Linked DNA regions of Homo sapiens: region 2 is linked to region 1. A link is a loop called in an ENCODE intact Hi-C map of the cell type or tissue named here. Cell type or tissue: MCF 10A. All regions are shown on one strand. Links, peaks and the distances in the headings refer to the core of each region. The heading gives the core; the rest is flanking DNA.

Region 1 (5,385 bases), core at 202-5,201:
TGCTGAGCATTTTACCTATATTATCTTATTCAGTCACAATAACCCTTCAAAGTTGATATTATTGTTTTTTAATAGAAGAATAAATTGAATTTTAGACTGTTCAAGAACTTGTCAGTAGTCAACAGAACCAATATTCAAATTCGAGTCTGTCTGATTTGAACGCCTGTGCTTTAAATCATTTTTTAATGCTTTTCTATTTTAATTGTTGTGACGTTTGCATTATATTCTCTTCTTCCTTTTGGCAAATTTGTGCAATTTTAATGATGCTTTGGTATAGAAAAATAAGAAACCCGAGACAGGAACAGACTGGATGATTTTAACGTTGTCAGAGCTTCAGCTATTGTATACGATACTGTAAGATTTCAGCTTTCAGAGTATGTTTGAGGAATATTCCCTGAACTAGGGGGATCTTTCTTGATAAATTATTAATTTTACTATTGTTAAAGTTTTGGAGGTGGTGATGAGAGACTTCTTTTCCCTATCTTTTCATTTTTATTCCTTTTTTTTTTTTTTTTTTTTTTTTTGAGACAGAGTCTCGCTCTGTTGCCCAGGGTGGAGTGCAGTGGCGTGACCTTGGCTCACCGCAACCTCTGCCTCCCGGGTTTAAGCAATTCTCCTGCCTCAGTCTCCCGAGTAGCTGGGACCACAGGCACGTGCCACCACGCCTGGCTAATTTTTGTATTTTTAGTAGAGATGGGGTTTCACCTTGTTGGTCAGGCTGGTCTTGAACTCCTGACCCCGTGATCCGCCCGCCTCCGCCTCCCAAAGTGCTGGAATTACAGACGTGAGCCACCGCGCCTGGCCCTCATTTTTATTACTTTTATAAGCTGACTTACATAGAGGTATACTTATGAGTATGTGGCTTTGGGGACTTTTAAAAATAGGATTAGTTATTATAATCTTACATTCTAAAGGGAAGAATCATTTTTTTGATGTTAACAGTTCACACTCTCCATATATTATCATATGTGATGACACTCGAAAAAGAGACGTCCTAATTACAGAAGGGTAAGAGAAAGGGAGAGAGTTGGCATTAATGAATTGAGTGGTGTCTGGAAGTTTTTAGCAGGTTTCCTATATTAGGCATCTATAGATGAAGAATTAAACTTAAGTCTCATGCCCTGGCAGCATTTATTAACTAACTGAAATCTGCAAGTATTTCTTTTATGGAGAATGATAGGCAACCTATACTGGACAATTGAACTTAAAGAATAATGATTGGGTAATTATAGTGTTGAAAAGGATTTGAAGTTATAAGAAATCGGGAATTAATATAATAAGTATCAGAATCAAGAGACTAATAAGAAGGATGTATATATGCCAAAGCTCAACTAGACTGGTTATTAGAGTTTTAGGTGCTAGTTTGGAGTGGAGTATTGGAGGGACATGATTTTTGTTAGATTTTTAGTGATGAAATAAGTAGGGGAGAATAGAGTAGTTCTAAATGGGCTGGAACTATCTGTTGAAATGAATCTCCTCTGTGCCTTTCTTCTAATTGTAGGAGATGGTTTATTGGAAATCTCAAGTTTGAGCTACTCAGACTCTGTATCCCATCCCTCTAGGGCCAGCTCAGCCCTTCATTCTGTCAAAGCAGATAAAACAGAACAGCTTGCAATTTGCTATAAAGGGGTCCTTGGGATGAAGCATTTTAATGTCCATAAAGAGTAGACAAGACCTTCATTTTTAAAGACTCCCATGGAACATTTCAAACGGCATGAATTTGTCTTGGTGCCCTTTGCCAAAACTAATAGATTTAGGCTGTGGAGTTGTCGGAAAGCTGAGCATTCAGGCCTACTTATCATCCAATAACATTTTACTATATTTTTCTTATTTTAGCCCACATGCCCTAAAACTGACAACATATTGAGTAAATAATACTTACATAAGAAACACTACTAATCTTTAGGCCTATGTCAGTTAAACATAGAAGGAATGCAGAATTACAATAATATTATTTAAAAATAAAAAATCAGGTACAAAGATCTAATTGATTTAACTTGACTTTTTTTTTTTTTTTTTTTAGTTTGTTTACTTGTTTTTAATTTTGCCTCTGTTTATCATTCTGAGGGTGAGCTGCGTTTCTGGTTCAGATAGCTATTCCAATCAAGAGCCCTGAAGAAGAAATGGCACAGAGGGACTGAAGTGTAGTAAAATACAAAGTATGTTATTTTGAATTCTTCTCATGCTCTGAGAACAGGAATATCTTAAGCTTTGATAGAATGGTGCAATTTTATATTTTCCATTTGACTACTTTAAAAGGTTCATTGTCTTTTAATTAAACTACAGGGGGGAAGAGCAGAGATTAAAAGATATAGTACTATAAAGGGGATGGCTTTTAGCTACATGAGTGAAGACACCACAATAAAGCAAGATGGAGTGCAGCAACAAGTTTTGTGCCTTGAAGCCTCCTCTTGTCTGACTGTGGCGGTAATTTGGAGTTAATTTGTGCAGCTTCTCAATAAAAGACTTTGTGTTTTCTATTCTTTGATTCTTCATAGCATCTCTTCCCAGCTGTTCTTTTATCTTTCCTTTTATGTGGCCCAGTGCAGCTTATCCAACTAGATGTGATAAGGAGGCAAACCATTTTAGGTAAGAAGCTTGGACCAGGCTCAGTACATGAATATTTTCTATTTATCACCTGCTTTTTATTTTCTACAAAATGACTACCTCAAGTAACACCTTCCATGAATCTCCTACTTTCTACTCTCACTGACAAGTAGAGGCCCACTTTTCTCCTGTAGTAATTTTGTAGTTTTAGCATGGGGTGAATGTTTGTGATTCTGTATTTGGCACTATATTACAACTAGTAGTTGTCTTATATTCCTTTGTCTGCATGAAGATTTTTTTTTTCTTTGTGTCTGTTTTTCTCCCCTTGCTTTCTACTCCCCCACATGTCCCCAAGTCCTTCAAGCCAATGAGGCTGTGGTGACACCTTCTGGGCAGTGCTGGGAGTGAATTACAGTCATAAGTTCCATGGTGGTGTTAACATACCAAAGATTGGGTGTACAATACTAAATTTGATTTGCTTCATTAGAAGAATTGATATTTCATTCTACATGTGCTCAGAGTGTCTAGAACTTGTGAAATATCAATGTTATTTCTTAGTAATAAGCAGTGATTTGTAGTTAGTTACATAAAAAGCCAATGGGCCTGTATGCTTAATCAACGTAGGAGTATGGTGCTTGGTTGGGCCTGAAAATAAGTTAACAGAGCAAATATTAATGTTTTCATGTTATTAGATTATCAACACTGTACTTCTGCTTTTTTTTCATGACACAGCAGTATTAGGTTATATGCCAGTGTTTTGTAGCAGTGGGAAAAATGTCCCATAAACAATCTCTGTAGAAGCAATGTCATCCACCTCATCCATCCACTGTCGGAGAGTACAGGATGAAGGTTTCTCCAGGGCTGTTCTTATCTATTCATGTCTCGTGTTAGCTTTAACAGATGTGTAAGGAGTCTTCTATGTGGCCTTTGTTGGAAACTTGCCTTTTTCTGAACAAACTTCATTCCCTCCACCTCTACTTCAAAGCGGATGTAACTCTTTCTTGTATTAAAAGATTTTAAATGATAACTTCTTCACACAGATAGCATGAAACAGTAAATATGCATTTACTATTACCAATTTACTTATTTTTTGTTGACCTCTGCTCGGACCCTAATTATGATAAAAGCTGTAGTTTCTAATGAAATCACTAGATAGTTTTAGCAAAGTTGCCATTACTATATCTCCAAGAAATTGGCTAATATTAAAATACTTATAAAATACCAAACTTTATAAGTTTGGTATTAAATAATTTTAGGGCTCTCAAGAATCTTTTCTCCAAATGTAGAGGCACCAAGCAACAAAGGCGTGACTGGCTGTCAACGTGGCTATAAAACTTCCCAGCTCTATAACATCACCTTAGGGCAATGTCAAATGGAAAAGCACAAGACATTCAACTTAAGGGTGAGGATGACCAATACAGTTGGATATGCAGACTTTAAAATGGCACCACATTCCTTATCTTTGCCTTTTGCATCATCCTTTGGTCAAATATTGCGTAGCCAATGTGTAATACATACATTTATGTTTGGTACAGAACCCAATATTTCTACTATTACTATATAATAAAATAAAAGCAAGAGCACATTGCTTTGTAATTTTGATTTGCAAACAGATGGTAGATAGCTGGAAAATAGACTAGAGCTATAAAAAATTGGGGAAAATGCTTTCATGAAATTAAAAGAAAACTGACTTAAAATACTAAGGGTGTGAATGGGTAACAAAATATCATGTAGTAAATGTGAAGATGATGGTTTTATTTGAAGTGGGGGGAGGGAGGAAAAAAGCTAGAAGGAGGCAAAAACACAATTTGGCCTAAAATTGAATTTCTCTGATAAGGCATTTCAGAAGCGGCTTGTCTTATTCACTCAGCAGCAAAATAATCATATGCGCTTTAATAATCTTTATTTTACAGGAGTGCGTTGCCAGGGTAACGGAATGTAAGCAGGGGAACAGCACCTTGCAGATCACAAAGGCAAATCTCTGGAAAGAAATTTCACTGAGTTTCTCTTTTCCTTACCAGTGTAATAACAACTCGTATTTTCCCTGCACTATTTAATAGTCTCACATAAACATTCTTTCCCATTTCCCTTTTCTGTATCTGTTTAAACATGGACAATAGCATAAATCTGAAACTGTCAAGCTCAGTGAGCTAAGCAAAAAAGCAGATGTTATACCTTTAGCATTTTTATATAATTACTTTTTATTGCTATTTTACCCCATCTCCATTCCTCCTGACCTCATTGTTATTTCCTTCTCTCTGTAAACCAATCTGATGATAGTATTCCAAGTAAAGGGGGTTTGAAGTAGGAGTTGGTATTTGGCTATATTAATCAAAAATTATTAGCTAAGCTTGCCTGTATGGAGATTCTAAAGAGGCAAAGATTGCAACTGAAACATCTGTTTTTGGAAGAGGGTAAATTGAATTATGTAAAATGGAGTGACAAGCATTCAGGCCAAAAGCTGCAAAAATAATTATTTCTTTATACTTGTGCACATACACAAATAAGTATACACACACAAGACAGGAGTGAAGAAGGAAAAGAAGCAAATTTAGGTTATTTTAGCTTTCCGCTGGGCACTGGAACCTCAGTTAGTTCTGGGAAATTGTCTGATTTGAAATTAACAAAATGAAAGTTGCCAATACCTTTCCAAAAGAGGTAATAACAACTGGCAATAAGAATGTGCTTACTGATCATTTGATTGGATCAAATTTATAACTAATCTATGGTTTATAAATATTTGCCTGTCATTGTCTTTGCCAAAGGCCATAGCCTGTGAAAGAGAATGCAGAAAGAAAGTAATATTAGACTATAGAACTGGCAAGAAAAAAAAAAGCC
Region 2 (5,385 bases), core at 264-5,263, 320 kb before region 1:
ACATATCTAAGGCAGGTACAGGACATGCAAAAAAAAAAAAAAAAAAAAACTCACTTTCTAGAAGTGTTGTCATATGTAATCACAATTATGACACAGTATAATGAGAACTATCATCAAGGTATAGATAAAGGGCAGTGAAAATGTAGATTAAGGAGCAAATCATTGTTCATCACTATAGAAAATACCTTATAGATTTGCATATTATTCTTACAGAGTGGCCATGTTAATCTTGCCTGCTTTGTTCCAGCTTTAACTTTTGTGCCAATTGTAAAGTACCTCTGTTATTATAATCATGATTATTTAAAAAAAATACCATTGTGCCTTTCCATGGGGGATATTAGAGCACGTTCATTAGGTTCTCATATTCTTCTTGGGTCCAATGCTACCTTCGTTTTGCAGCCTCGAGAACTAAGCCTCACAGATTGGGAACTCGGGTGTCAGAGTTGCAGTCAAATCCCAATTTGCCTTCTGAGTCAGATATATTTTCTACATTATAAAGCCAAAGAACATGTAACATTATCACTTTCTCTACTTTTAGGAAGGTTGGAGGAGGAGAACTTAAATTCTATGCTTCTCTTGTTGTCAGATAGAGTTTGTCAGCTGTTTATGGTTAGGAGCTATGTGGCAACCATTGATTTTTGTAATCCCCAGCACCTAGCAAGTGCTTAATACTGTTTAGATGTTTCGTTAACAATCAATTGGTAAAATAGCATGACATAAGTACCTTTAAGTCCAAGTTATTCTACTTTCTGCTTTGTAGACATTAAATCCATGGGTTAATAGGATTGTTTCATCCTGGTATAGAGAAAAGACAAATTTAAGGTGTCTTTGCTTGTCTTAAAAACCAAGTTTCAGTGTTACAGCTTTTAGAATTTGTCTAGCAGGCTTTCCGCTCTTCATTGGAAAGCCCATAAAAACAAAAAAATAAACAAGTTTCTCCCCTCGTTCTATGGTTTTATAGCCCCAGCAGTATTATTTCCCAATCCTTCTAAAAAAGAAACCATAGCAACAAATGTTTGCGCTTTCACTATGTGCCAGACTCTGTGGTAGGCATCATATGCCTGATCTCTGGCTAGCGGCACAGAAACCATGTGTAGACAGTGTTATCCCATTGACAGATGAGGAAACAGAAAGCTCAGTGTAGTCAGATAGGATGCTCGAGGTCACACAGCCAGGATGTGAACCAACTGTGACCAGCGCTACAAAATATTGTGCTTTATTACCTAGCAAGGGGGGCTGAATGATGCCTTCGGGTAAAGAGAACTTGGCCTTAGGCAAACAACAAGTGAAAAAACATCAGTTCCTGAGGAGTACCTGAAGGTGCTCCAGAACCGCCTCCCCATGTCTTCACACAGGTCACTTATCCTAGGCCTTTGGAGCGCTGTGAGTGAGCTGAATGTGGGAACTCAATGGAGACGGAAAGCAGCACTGATATTAAATATAAACATTACACAATGTAGGGTGTCTATCTCTCTGTACTGTACAAAATGCCAAGAGATGTTGACAGTCTTTGTAGTGCTTAAATCTGGAGGGGAAAGTGGAGAATCATTCCCATTTTCCAGCCTTGCAGGGACCTGAGTAATGTCTTTCTTCCCTAAGTATAAGTTCTCACATTTTCCTGTGGAACCTGACTAGTAAAAAGAAACCCTAGGTGGATCATGAGGGAAGGCCAGTTTGTAAGGTTCTGATAAGTTATATTCAGCAGTTCTCCCTGTCTGTCACCATTCTGGACACACACCCACATTTTACCTGTTTATGTTCACAAGTTCACTTTCACTCTTAAAATTTAGTATTTTAGGAAGATAGATTTGGAATGGAGAAGAAACCAGAAGAATATTGTTATATTGCAGTGTCTCAGAGTCTAGACTGTGTTGGGGCTCAAAGACCCTAACTAACCTAATTATTGTTTGACTCGGTGGAGACTGAATGGCCCTCTGTTAATTAACTTTGGCCGGATCCTAGAATGACTCGCATGCGACTGGTTTTGATCTATGTCCTGCACCTCTGGGCTTTTTCCTCTGTTGGTCCAAAGGTTTCTGAGGTTCCTTCCCACTCTGGTTGTCTTCACAGTCCTGTAATAAAGCCACAGGGAAGCGTAATAAGTGCAGACCCCCTAGTGTGTCCCTGGACTGTGGCCACCCATCCTCACAAGATACCATGGCCATAGCTGCAGTAAGCTATGCCAGGGGAAGACAGCATATTTTGGGGGAACCAACAAGAGGCCAAAGACAGGCAGGTTGACTCAGTACCTCAAAGTCAGGAATCAGGTCAAAATCAAAATCAGGAATATTTAGCAGGCCTCCAAATCCTGGCATGAGCCGGGCTCACGGTGGCAGTCCAGTGCCTATAATTTATTAAACAGACCAACAGCTGATGTTGGTCTAAACCAGGTGGTGGCTCTGTTTTGACTGGTGGTTCATTTGCAAACCTGACACAGAGGGAGCAAGGTGTCTTGAAATTGAAATGTGGAATGGCCTTTTGGGAACTCAAATCAGTGTGGTTAAGCAGCCTTATGCATACTTCAGCAAGGAATTAGTGCAACAGATTGATGTCTCTGATGTAGGGCTTAGCACTATTTTTCTCCCAAAATACGCAGAGCAAGCAGCAGCACCCACCGGTCAGCGTGTGCCCACCATCCCACCTTGAGGCTTCCAGAGCCTGCCAGAGAGGCTGCTTCCTGCAGAGAAAGCAGAGGCCCCACAGAATGGTGCCTGAACCCCCATTCCCAGATTGCTGACTTGTGCAAATGGGGGCTAGCATAGATCTGTGCATGCTTCCAGGGCTGAAGCAAAGAGGGCCTTCAGCTGCTGAGGCCTGCAGGTGCCTGACCGAGGGAAGCCAGCACTAAAAAGACGCTTCCTCTTTCTGCAAGGTGGAAGGAGCCCACAGGTATTTGCCCTCTTTTCACAGAGGCTCTCCAGGACAGGACATGTGGAAAGAAAGAGATTTCTGTAAACAAGGAAGTCTGTCCTTATTCTGGATTACGCTAACAGAACACATGGAGCTTATTCCTTCTGAATTTCTGGTTTTGAAGGTGTCTGCATTTGTTTTAGAGTAAGCAGGTGGCCTGAGGGTGTTTTAAAACATCTAGGCTATGAGACCAAACCTGGCTGTCATCCCTGAGTTTAGATGAGAGTATCATGTCATCAGAGCCATTTAAAGTGGACTGACAGATTGGCCCATGCTTGCTGGGCCCTCTCATTTATTTCTAGTTAGACCACAAAGCAGCGTGGTTCCTACCTATTACACAAAGCCTTGGCTCTGACCACTGTTCTCAAAGTGTCGTCCCTGGACCATCAGCATTACTTGGGAACTTACTGGAAATGTACATTATCTGACTCAGACCTACTGAATCAGAACCTTAGGGCAGGGGCTGTGATCTGTGTTTTAATGAGCCCTGCCCGGGAGTCTGACACATTCTGGCATTTGCTGAACCTCAAGGCTGCGATCTCAGTGACAAGCGTGAGGTTTTGAGATCGACTTCTTAACTAGACAGTAAGTCCTGAGCCCTTGCTGGGTTAGGGAGGCATGGAGCTTTCCTAAAGGACAGGGAAGGTGTATGACAGGCATAGGGCCCTAAGTCTTGGTAGATGTAAGCAAGATTGGGGGTGGGGGAGAGGGAGGGAGGGAGGGAGCCGGAGAGGCAGGGTCACGATGAAGAGTGATGGAAGACCTGGAAATCTTTATCTAAACTGCTTAATAAGTAACACCTGGGTGAAGTGTACATGGGTCCTCTCTATGCTGTTCTTGAGACTTCCTGTGAAGCTATAATTATTTCCAAACAAAAAGTAAAATCGTAATAATAACAACTAAGAGCTGCTGGATTTTTAAAGTGCTGACCTATTTTGTTCATATTTAAGTTGGAGAAGAAAAATAGCCTTTCCCTGAGTAACTCTTATACCTATGTGTAGTATAAATCAAATTTTCTTTGAAACCCTTTTTAGAAACAAAAGGCCTGTGAAGTTGATAGAACCTCTGTGTCTTGCCATACCTTTGTAAGCATATTCTACTTTTAGGGGTAGGTGTTTTCTAGGGATATACGGGAGCGAGATAGCTTGCATTTCCTTAGAATAAGACTGTGTTTTGAATAGAAGGTTCTTAACTTCACCAGGCTGGATGTTGAGACAGATTCTGCTTCTTTGATTAGGGAAGAGAGAAGCCTCAGTTTCTTTTTAGCTGTGGCCTGAAGACCGCCCCCTGCTGAGTGAACATGTGCGTGCATCTGCTTCACACAAATCCCCTTCCCCTCTTCCCCTATTCCTCTTGGAAACATCTCTAAGTGCTTGGTTGGAGGCAGAATGAGACCATGCATGTTTAAAGACCAAGTTGGCAGGAAAGCAGATTCTTTAAAGGAACTGTTGTTCTCTCTATTGGGGGGAGGAAGAAAATTTAGCTAGATCTTTGGCCACTTATCAAGTGCAGTAGCTCCACAGGAGATTCAAGTAAGAAAGCCCAGCCTGTCCTCTGGGGAAGGAATTGCAAGCAAATGCCAAGAGTAACTCTACTTTCAATGAAAGTCAGATCACAAAATCCAAAAGCACAGATGACCCTCTGGAAACATTGCATTTCTGCTGTCTAGTGGGAGCATGAGGTATGAGAAGCTGAGAGAGAGGAGCTATGGGAAACACACATTTCACCTTCCATTTAATTATAATTATGAGCTGAAGGACCATTTTCAGATCTGGTGATACATCTGTGTCTTGTGTGTTGGAATAGTTATCCCAACTCAGACATTAAGTATGGAGCTATGTGAATTTCTTTTTTCGCTAGTCAACGGAGATAGAGAAAAGATTGCTGTAAATTTCTGGGGCAGGTGGCAAGCTGGTTTACGGAATGTAAGGCGATGAGAACCTCTGGCTTACGGAAAGTAGCATGAATTAATAATCATTTAATTGGCTCCTCCATTATGTTGCTGGTTTGGGAGATGGAAATTTAGATGGAGGGGCTGTCAGTGGTACTTTTTAGCTAAGAGTCTGATGGTTGAGAGGTGGGGGTGGTGGCTGCCTTTGGATTCCCCACAAGGTTCAAGTGTCAGGCAGCATCCCAGACCCTCAGTGGGCTCACCTCAGGACGCCAAAAAGGAAGAGGATCAGCACTTCGGTGATTACCACCTCCAGGAGTCACTCCACCATGAAGAGATGCAAAAGAAACTTCCCAGTAACGTGGACAGCTTAATGCCTGCCCAGGATCTCCCCAAGGGAGGGAGGCCTCTGGCCAGAGGGAGAATGGTCTGCATCGTAGGATGCAGCCATGCCAACAGCGCACTGGTGTGTTTAGTGATGAGAAGATGAATTTTGCTTAGGAAACACAGAAACTAATTCTACCAGTATGTTGGTTTTCTTGGAGGGCAAGTGGATATCTTGAAAATGAGGGACCTTAAGGTTC

Evidence for each region. Peaks named below come from ENCODE experiments on the same cell type or tissue, not always from the same donor. Only the 100,000 strongest peaks of a DNase experiment are listed, where the experiment ranks them.
Region 2: a loop joins it to region 1, with 3 times the contacts of the local background. A loop is called at or near these places in 3 of 110 quality-filtered maps.

Annotation. Positions count from the first base shown.
Region 1 is chr16:72,499,832-72,505,216 of GRCh38, reverse strand. All of the region lies in intron 6 of LINC01572 (long intergenic non-protein coding RNA 1572), which reads left to right. The region is part of intron 1 of LOC124903718 (a long non-coding RNA gene); the gene reads right to left. Among named protein-coding and RNA genes, the nearest start is that of LINC01572, 160 kb to the left of the region's middle. RefSeq lists an enhancer at 2,855-2,924. In MCF 10A, for the core only: a CTCF peak has its summit at 2,931 (motif pointing left); a DNase peak (open chromatin) is centred at 2,916.
Region 2 is chr16:72,817,460-72,822,844 of GRCh38, reverse strand. All of the region lies in intron 5 of ZFHX3 (zinc finger homeobox 3), which reads left to right. It overlaps ZFHX3-AS1 (ZFHX3 antisense RNA 1), which reads right to left. Exons shown (of 4, transcript NR_171704.1): 4 at 1,191-2,072. It also overlaps the pseudogene RNU7-71P. Among named protein-coding and RNA genes, the nearest start is that of ZFHX3-AS1, 160 kb to the right of the region's middle. In MCF 10A, for the core only: no CTCF peak of the experiment used is centred there; a DNase peak (open chromatin) is centred at 3,324.